Linked DNA regions of Homo sapiens: region 1 is linked to region 2. A link is a contact called in ENCODE Hi-C or POLR2A ChIA-PET data. All regions are on one chromosome and are shown on one strand. Each heading gives the region's core, a stretch centred on a gene start or an enhancer-like site at or near the end of the contact. The rest is flanking DNA. Distances are from core to core; before and after follow the strand shown.

Region 1 (3,858 bases), core at 885-3,384, 97 kb before region 2:
GCTGCTATTTCACAGATGGATGACCATTCTACTCAGCATTAGACCCACCCCCAAAGATCTTTACCACTAATAAGGTTTAGTCCTGAAACTACAAATTTCAAAGCGACACCCAGGTGGGCAAGGGTTCTGGCTCCAGGAAAATAGGGGTAGGGGTAACTGAGACCCACCTCCAGGTTTTTGCTCTAGTGGAGTCAGAACATTAAGCATCTTTGTCCTGACCAATGAGACCTATTTATTAATTTGACTTGTGCTAGTAGCCTAACTGAACATTTGCCCCCAAAAAAATCCCTATTGGCTGAGCACAGTGGCTCATGCCTATAATTCCAGCACTTTGGGAGGCTGAGGAAGGAGGACTGCTTGAGGCCAGGAGTTCAAGACCAGCTCATCAACATAGCAAGACCCCATCTCTACAAAAAAAAAAAAAAAAAAAAAAAAAAAGTTTAATTAGCTAGGCATGGTGGTATATGCTTGTAGTCCCAGCTACTCAGAAGGCTGAGGAGTTCAAGGCTGAAGTGAGCTATGATCATGCCACTGCACTCCAGCCTGAGTAACACAAACAGGACCCCATCTCAATTTTTTTAATTTAATAAATAAAAATGTTTAAAAAAATCTATTGTGCATAAAACAGCCCCACACAACACTTCCTTAGATATGACATTAAAAACACAAAGAAAACAAAAGAAAAACATGATAAATTGAACTTCATTAAAATTAAAAACTATCGTACTTCAAAGGACACCATCAAGAAAGTGAAAAGATAACCCAAAAATAAGAGAAAATACGTGTAAATCATATATCTGATAAGGAAGTTATACCCAGCATATATAAAGAACTCCTACAACTCAACAATAAAAAGACAAATAACTCAGTTAAATATATGCAAAGAATCTGAATAGATGTTTTTTAAAAGAAGATATACAAATGGGCAAAAGTACATCAAAATATGCTCCACATCATTAGCCCTCAGGGAAATGCAAATCAAAACTTCAATGAGATACCACTTCATACCCAGTAGAATGGCTAAATTCAAAAGGACAGATAATAACAAATGTTGGCAAGGATATGAAGAAATCATAAACCTCAGCTGGGCGTGGTGGCTCATGCCTGTAATCCCAGCACTTTGGGAGGTCGAGGTGGGTGGATCACAAGGTCAGAGGATCGAGACCATCCTGGTTAACACGGTGAAACCCTGTCTCTACTAAAAATACAAAAAATTAGCCGGGCGTAGTGGCGGGCACCTGTAGTCCCAGCTACTCGGGAGGCTGAGGCAGGAGAATGTCGTGAACCCGGGAGGTGGAGCTTGCAGTGAGCCGAGATCACGCCACTGCACTCTGGCCTGGGCGAAAGAGCAAAACTCCGTCTCAAAAAAAAAAAAAAAAAGAAATCATAAACCTCATACTTTGCTGTTAGAATGCAAAATGATGCAGCTACTTTGGCAAATAGTTGGGGTTATCAACAAAAAGTTAAACATGGATTTGCCATATGACCTAGCAATTCTACTTCTGCACATATACCCAAGAGAAATGACAACATATGCCCACACAAACTCTTGTACACAAATGTTCATAGCAACATTATTCATAATAGCCAAAAAGAGGAAATAATCCCAATGTTCATCAACTGATGAGTAGAAAAATAAACTGATATTATCCGTACAATGGAATATTCTTCAATGATGAATGGAATGAAGTTCTGAAAAATGGTATAATATAGATGAGCTTTGAAAACATTATGCTAAGTGAAAGTAGCCACAAAAGACCACATATTGTATGATTTCATTTATATAAAGTGTCCAGAAGAGGTACATCTATAGAGACAGAAAGTAGATTAGTGGTTGCTTAAAACTGGGGAGAGGAGAGAATGGGGTGTGACTGATAATGGACATAAGGTTTCTTTTAGTGGGAGTGAAAATGTTCTAAAATTAGATTGTGGTAATGATTGCACAACCCTGTTAATACACTAGAAAACATTGACTTGTACAGTTGTAAGTGGGTAAATAGTATATTAATTATGTCTCAATAAAGCTGTTAAAGAAACAAATTTAAAAAACAGCTTCAAAGAAGTATGTATGAAGGATCCCACTCAGCAACTTGGTTCTGTTCATTACTCATACTTTCCTGTCCTGGCTTGATCAGGAAGTTACTAATAAAAATAGGCTTCCAAACATGTCTAGGTCTTCAACCTATGTAATGTTCCGCATTACTTTCCAACAAATGATGAACAAGATTCTAAATACTAGCAGGATCCAGGGAATTAGCGAAGTTGGGGGAAGAATACCTAAATGAGATCTTTACAGACTTTTCAAAGGATGACTCCAAGAAGTCTCTGATATGGGCTGGCCTATATCCCCCAAAAAAATGTCACTCCTTCCCAACCAGTCCTAATAAATTAATCAAACCTATGTCTGTCCAGAAAAGATATCACCCGCACAATGTTTTTGTATACACCATATACACTGGCTCAGAAAGAGGACATGCTTATACATCCGGAGATTCCACAACTACTGACTTCTATCAGGCATTGCAGGTATTTCATCTCATACTTTTTCTCAGCCTAATATAACAGTTAAAAGCAGAGCCTTTTAAGTTGAAGTTTCATAGGTAGAGGTAAACTGAGGTCTTGAGAGATGTGAAAGTTGACCATAGCGTTTGTGTTACTGGCAGAAGGCAGTAACCAGGAATGAAAAAATAAGTTATAATAAAATGCAGTGACCTATAAGTAATATTAGACAAGTCATAACAATAGTGGACAAGAGATCAGGAACAATAATTCTCAATGGCACTACATAAAGTACAAAATCACCAAAAAGGTGTGGTGTGGAGTGGGGTACGATGACTGCATAATGCTTACCTTCTCCAGTCTTTTGCAAAAAGCTTCAAATTTTCCAAATATATACATTTCTGAAACCTCAAAAGATTTTTCCCCTGAGGATTCTGAAATCAGTTTCCTTGTTTTATGAAAAGATGCCTGATATTCCTTGAATAGAAAAATGCAGTCCTATGAGAAAAGTAAAAGAAATAGGGAAAAGAAAGTGAGACATTTGTTCAGGAATCGAAAATTCAAAAACTCTACCCTCACACAGAACTGATCAAACTGTGAAAATCTGTATAGTTTTTTTTTATTTATACCATATTTTCATCCTCATTTCAACCTCACTTTTATTCATCCTCATTGTTTTCCTTTAACTCTTATCCTACATCAAAGCATACCATATACTATTTGTTTTTACATTTTCATGACAATTAGAACTCCCAAGAGGTCCAGAAATTATCTATCAAGACATCTCTATTCAGTTCGCATCCATCTTAGAATCAGCATTCTTTATGCGCAGGTATATAAAATATGAAGTTTCTGTCATACGAAGCTATCATCTGACAATCATTTTTCCAAAAGAGGGTCATAAAGTCTTTGATGAGTACATTGCTGAAATCCTAATATTTGACTACAGATATACTGGTCTGGTTTGTGAACATAATAGAAATAAAAAAGAGAATAAGATTGCTGGGTAGAGTAGGAATTAACTATTATGTCAAGCTAACATTTCCTAAACACCAAATCTTTTTTGTTAATGTTAAACTTTTTTGAAACCATCAATACCCAGTCAAATCTTTATCATAACACCATTTCTCAGATTCTGACTCTTCTGCCTCCTCTTGCCCACATAAGAACCCTTAAACATTGGGCCCACTTGGGTAATCCCCATATCAGCTGATCAGCACTTTAATTCCATCTGCAACCTTAATCACCCCTTGCCATATGTAACATAACCTATGGATAGGTTCTGAGGATAAGCACACAGACATCTTTGGGGGCCGTTATTCTGCCCACTGCAGCCACTAAATCAGAATTTCTGCAAGT
Region 2 (3,837 bases), core at 940-3,439:
GTGGATGACTATATTTAGATTTCTCTAGACTCTAGTGGAAGACCTTTGGAAAGGCCATGCCAACCGTGCTTGTACTGCTAGAAGCACTTTATGTTTCCTTTTTGGGTGAAATGGATTTATGTGAGTGCTTTAAACAAATAGCAATACTTATAGACTGAAATAAAATGAAACTTCAAATAAGACTATGTTTAATTTGTAAACCTTTGTCCATCATGTTCTTTCTTTAAAAAAAAAAAAAAACAACTCCCCTTAGTGAGTACTGAAAGGATTTGAAAAGGCTTGTAGGCTCATTCTGAAGAGAGAACAATTGTGATTCTGTACAGCCCGTAAAGCAGGTAGTGTCTATGGATAAGGGAGTGTGGGAAAGGTGGGAAGAAGAAAGTGAATACGGAATAAAGGATTGTGGTAGATAAAGTGCAAACAGAAGAATATCAAAAGGTAAGGAACTTATGAAGACCAATTTCACATGTTGAGTGCTAGAACTGACAAACGGGAGGGCTAATACATTCACAAATTCAGTAATTTAAGCTTTATTTCCAAGGAAAGAAGCCTTCTCCACTTGCTGAGTAAAACTTGCCAAAAGATAGCCCTTGCTCATTCTTTAAATTCATTCCTATATGCATTTTTTTTAAATGTACAGTTGGCCCTTGAACAACATAGGTTTGAACTCCACTGGTTTATTTATACAGGGATTTTTTTCAAGCAAATGTGGGTTGAAAATACAGTACAAAGGGGGCTGACTTTTCATATGCCAACTGTGGGACTTAAGTATGCACAGATTTTGGTATCCATGGGCAGTCCTGGAACCAATCCTCCACATACACCGAGGGACAACTGTATATGGTAACACTACGCCTTGTTAGGGAAAAGAACAATTCACTTCCAAATTCACTTACCTGAGAAGTTGTACGAAAGTACAAAGTAGGTCACAAGAAGTAAGTTTTCTTATTTTCCATGATCATGGTCAATGTAAAACAAGTCAGTCTCCTATGAGCCCTACATAGCTAAGGCTAGAATGATTATAATACAGGTGGTTTGAATGAAGAGCAGATGGCTGAAAGGGAATCACTTGAGGCTTTCCCACACAGTATTTTGACCATGATTGCATAGAGTGTGTCTTAGTTGAGGCAATTTTAATAAAAATACCATAGACCGGGTGGCTTAAACAACAAACATTTATGTCTCACAGTTCTGGAGGCTGGGAAGTCCCAAGATCAAGGCACCAGCAGATCCAGTGTCTGGTGAGGACCCACTTCCTGACTTGTAGACAGGCACCTTCTCACTGTGTTCTCACACATCCAAGATAAATCATCTCTTAAAAGGGCACTAATTCCATTCATGAGGGTTCTACCCTCATGACATTACCTCCCAAAGGCCCCACCTCCGAATACCATCACACTGAAAATTAGGCTTAAACATATGTATGGAAGGGAGCCGCAGGACACAAACATTCAGTCCATAGTACAGTATATATAAATAATCCTCAGCCATCCAACTGATTATGAAGAGTGTTAGTAAGGATGCTTGCTATTGGCAATAAGAAAAAAAGCCAGCACTTAAGAGATTGTAAAATGGATTGGTTGACCAGGCGCAGTGGCTCACGCCTGTTATCCCAGCACTTTGGGAGGCTGAGGCAGGTGGATCACTTGATGTCAGGAGTTTGAGACCAGCCTGACCAGCAAGATGAAACCCTGTCTCTACTGAAAATACAAAATTTGCCAGGCATGGTGGTGGGCACTTGTAATCCCAGCTGCTTGGGAGGCTGAGGCAGGATAATCACTTGAACCTGGGGGGTGAGCTGAGATCACGCCATTGTACTCCAGCCTGGGCAACAAGAGCGAAACTTCGTCTCAAAAATAATAATAAAATGGGTTGGTAGAGGGTTCAGAGATAACAAGAACCCCAGATTATTTCCATCTTTCCCATCCTGTCATTTTTAGCATTTTTTCTCACTGGACCAATAATATGATCAAAGATGCCTACCATGATTCTAGGTATCATGTGTAGACCAACAATGTTGATAGGATTTGGCTGTGTTCCCACCCAAATCTCACCTTGAATTGAAGTTCCCATAATCCCCACATGTCATTGGAAGGACCCAGTGGGAGGTAATTGAATCATGGGTGTGGTTTCCCCCATGCTATTCTCGTGATAGTGAGTTCTCACGGGATCTGATGGTTTGATAAGGGGCTTCCCCTTTCTCCTTCCTGCCACCCTGTGAAGAATGATGTGTTTGCTTCCCCTTCCGCCGTTATTGTAAGTTTCCTGAAACCTTCCCACCCTTGCAGAACTGTGAGTCAATTAAACCTCATTCCTTTATAAATTACCCAGTCTCGGGCATGTCCTTATAGCAGCATGAGAACGGACTAATAGAAATGTCCAGTGAAAGAAAATATCATTTTATTCCTCATGTGTCTTTGATAAGGAGTGAAAAACCTTTCCCTAAGCTCCTCAGCAAAATTCCCGTCATATCTCAACCAGTACTGGGTCACTTACCTGTCTAATCACTGGCCAAGGGGGTGGGAACACTCTGACTTAGATGGATCGTATTTACCCAAGCTGGCTGCATGAGGGTGGACAGTGAATCAGAATTGAGACTGCCAGAATGGAGGAGCAAATAGGGGCTTCTGGGTAGGTGTAAACAGAAACCGCACCCAGAGTCAAATTAGATATTGAGAATTAGATATTAGGTGCAGAGTACTGTAAGAAATGAAACATTTCTTGCCCTCAGAGCTTAGGTCTGAGATTGTGGTTCTCAATCATATTAGACTTAGCTGACCCTGTTTATAATAACATTGTAACATAATATCTATCACATCCACTATCCTGAAATGACATTCACATGATATAACCTACTTATTGGCACGACATGAAGAAACATCAGTCAATACCTTTATGGTAATATGAAGGAGAAATATAATCAGGTTGCAATAAAATTGTGCATTTTAGTATGTCAGTGCCCACATAGACTAGAAGACAATGGAGTAGTCAGGTGCTTGCCCTTACATATGGAAGAAGAAAACATCAGAGTATTGTTGACACTCTTTGATATTTTAAATAAAGACTGAATTTATGATTCATGAAGAGCTATAATTTTACAAATTTAAATACATATTCATAACAGGTGCATTTTACTGATGACTCAAAAACATGATGTTATGTTGGAAATATTTCCCAAAATGGTGATCAATTCTTGCTAAAGTTTCGAATAAAAGAGTAACTTTTTTGTTTATAGAATAGTTTTTTCCCTAGCAAATATTAAAATTATAAATGCAAATAAGTAAGATACAAGTTGTAAGTTCAGATAATAAAAAGCAGGCTTTAATTCTTTTTTAAAATTTAGAATAGTTTTAGATTTGCAGAAATGTTGCAAAGATAGTGCAGAATTCACATACACCACATACCTAGTTTCCCCTATTTTAAAAATCTTACATTAGTGTGGGACATTTATCACAATTAATGAAACTATATTGATATTATTAACTGAAGTCCATACTTATTCCAATTTCCTTCATTTTTACCTGCTGTTTCCTTACAGGTGACATTCAGGAAACCACATTCCATTTAGTCACCATGTATCCTTAGGCTACTCCAGACTGTGACAGTTTTTCAGACTTTCCTTGTTTTTGATGACTTTGACAGCTTTGAGGAGTACTCACTAGGTATTTTGCAAAACGTTTTTCAATTGGGATCTTCTGATTTTTTTTGTCATGATAAAACTGGGATTATTGTTTTTTGGAGGAATACCACAGAGACAAAGTGCTCTTGTCACATCAAGGGGACATACTATCAACATGACATGTCCCTGATCTTACTATGTTAACCTTAATCACCTGG

Evidence for each region. Hi-C counts contacts between places; a loop is a spot of excess contacts on that map. ChIA-PET counts read pairs that join two places held with the same protein, here RNA polymerase II (POLR2A). Pooled maps may share reads with other maps.
Region 1: a pooled map shows a loop between it and region 2 (5-fold over the local background). The contact joins two enhancer-like sites. A Hi-C loop is called at or near these places in 9 of 37 single-sample maps with no recorded cell type and 10 of 50 pooled maps. POLR2A ChIA-PET finds 5 or more read pairs at or near these places in 2 of 52 experiments (PC-9 and activated T-cell).

What each region holds. Positions count from the first base shown.
Region 1 is chr6:38,769,552-38,773,409 of GRCh38, reverse strand. DNAH8 (dynein axonemal heavy chain 8) reads right to left here. Exons shown (of 93, transcript NM_001206927.2): 12 at 2,851-2,997. Among named protein-coding and RNA genes, the nearest start is that of DNAH8, 56 kb to the right of the region's middle. Within about 2 kb of position 2,134, at least 2 of the 41 ENCODE cell types and tissues checked have a DNase peak (open chromatin) inside an H3K27ac peak, as active enhancers do.
Region 2 is chr6:38,672,288-38,676,124 of GRCh38, reverse strand. GLO1 (glyoxalase I) reads left to right here. Exons shown (of 6, transcript NM_006708.3): 6 at 1-200. Among named protein-coding and RNA genes, the nearest start is that of GLO1, 29 kb to the left of the region's middle. Within about 2 kb of position 2,189, at least 2 of the 41 ENCODE cell types and tissues checked have a DNase peak (open chromatin) inside an H3K27ac peak, as active enhancers do.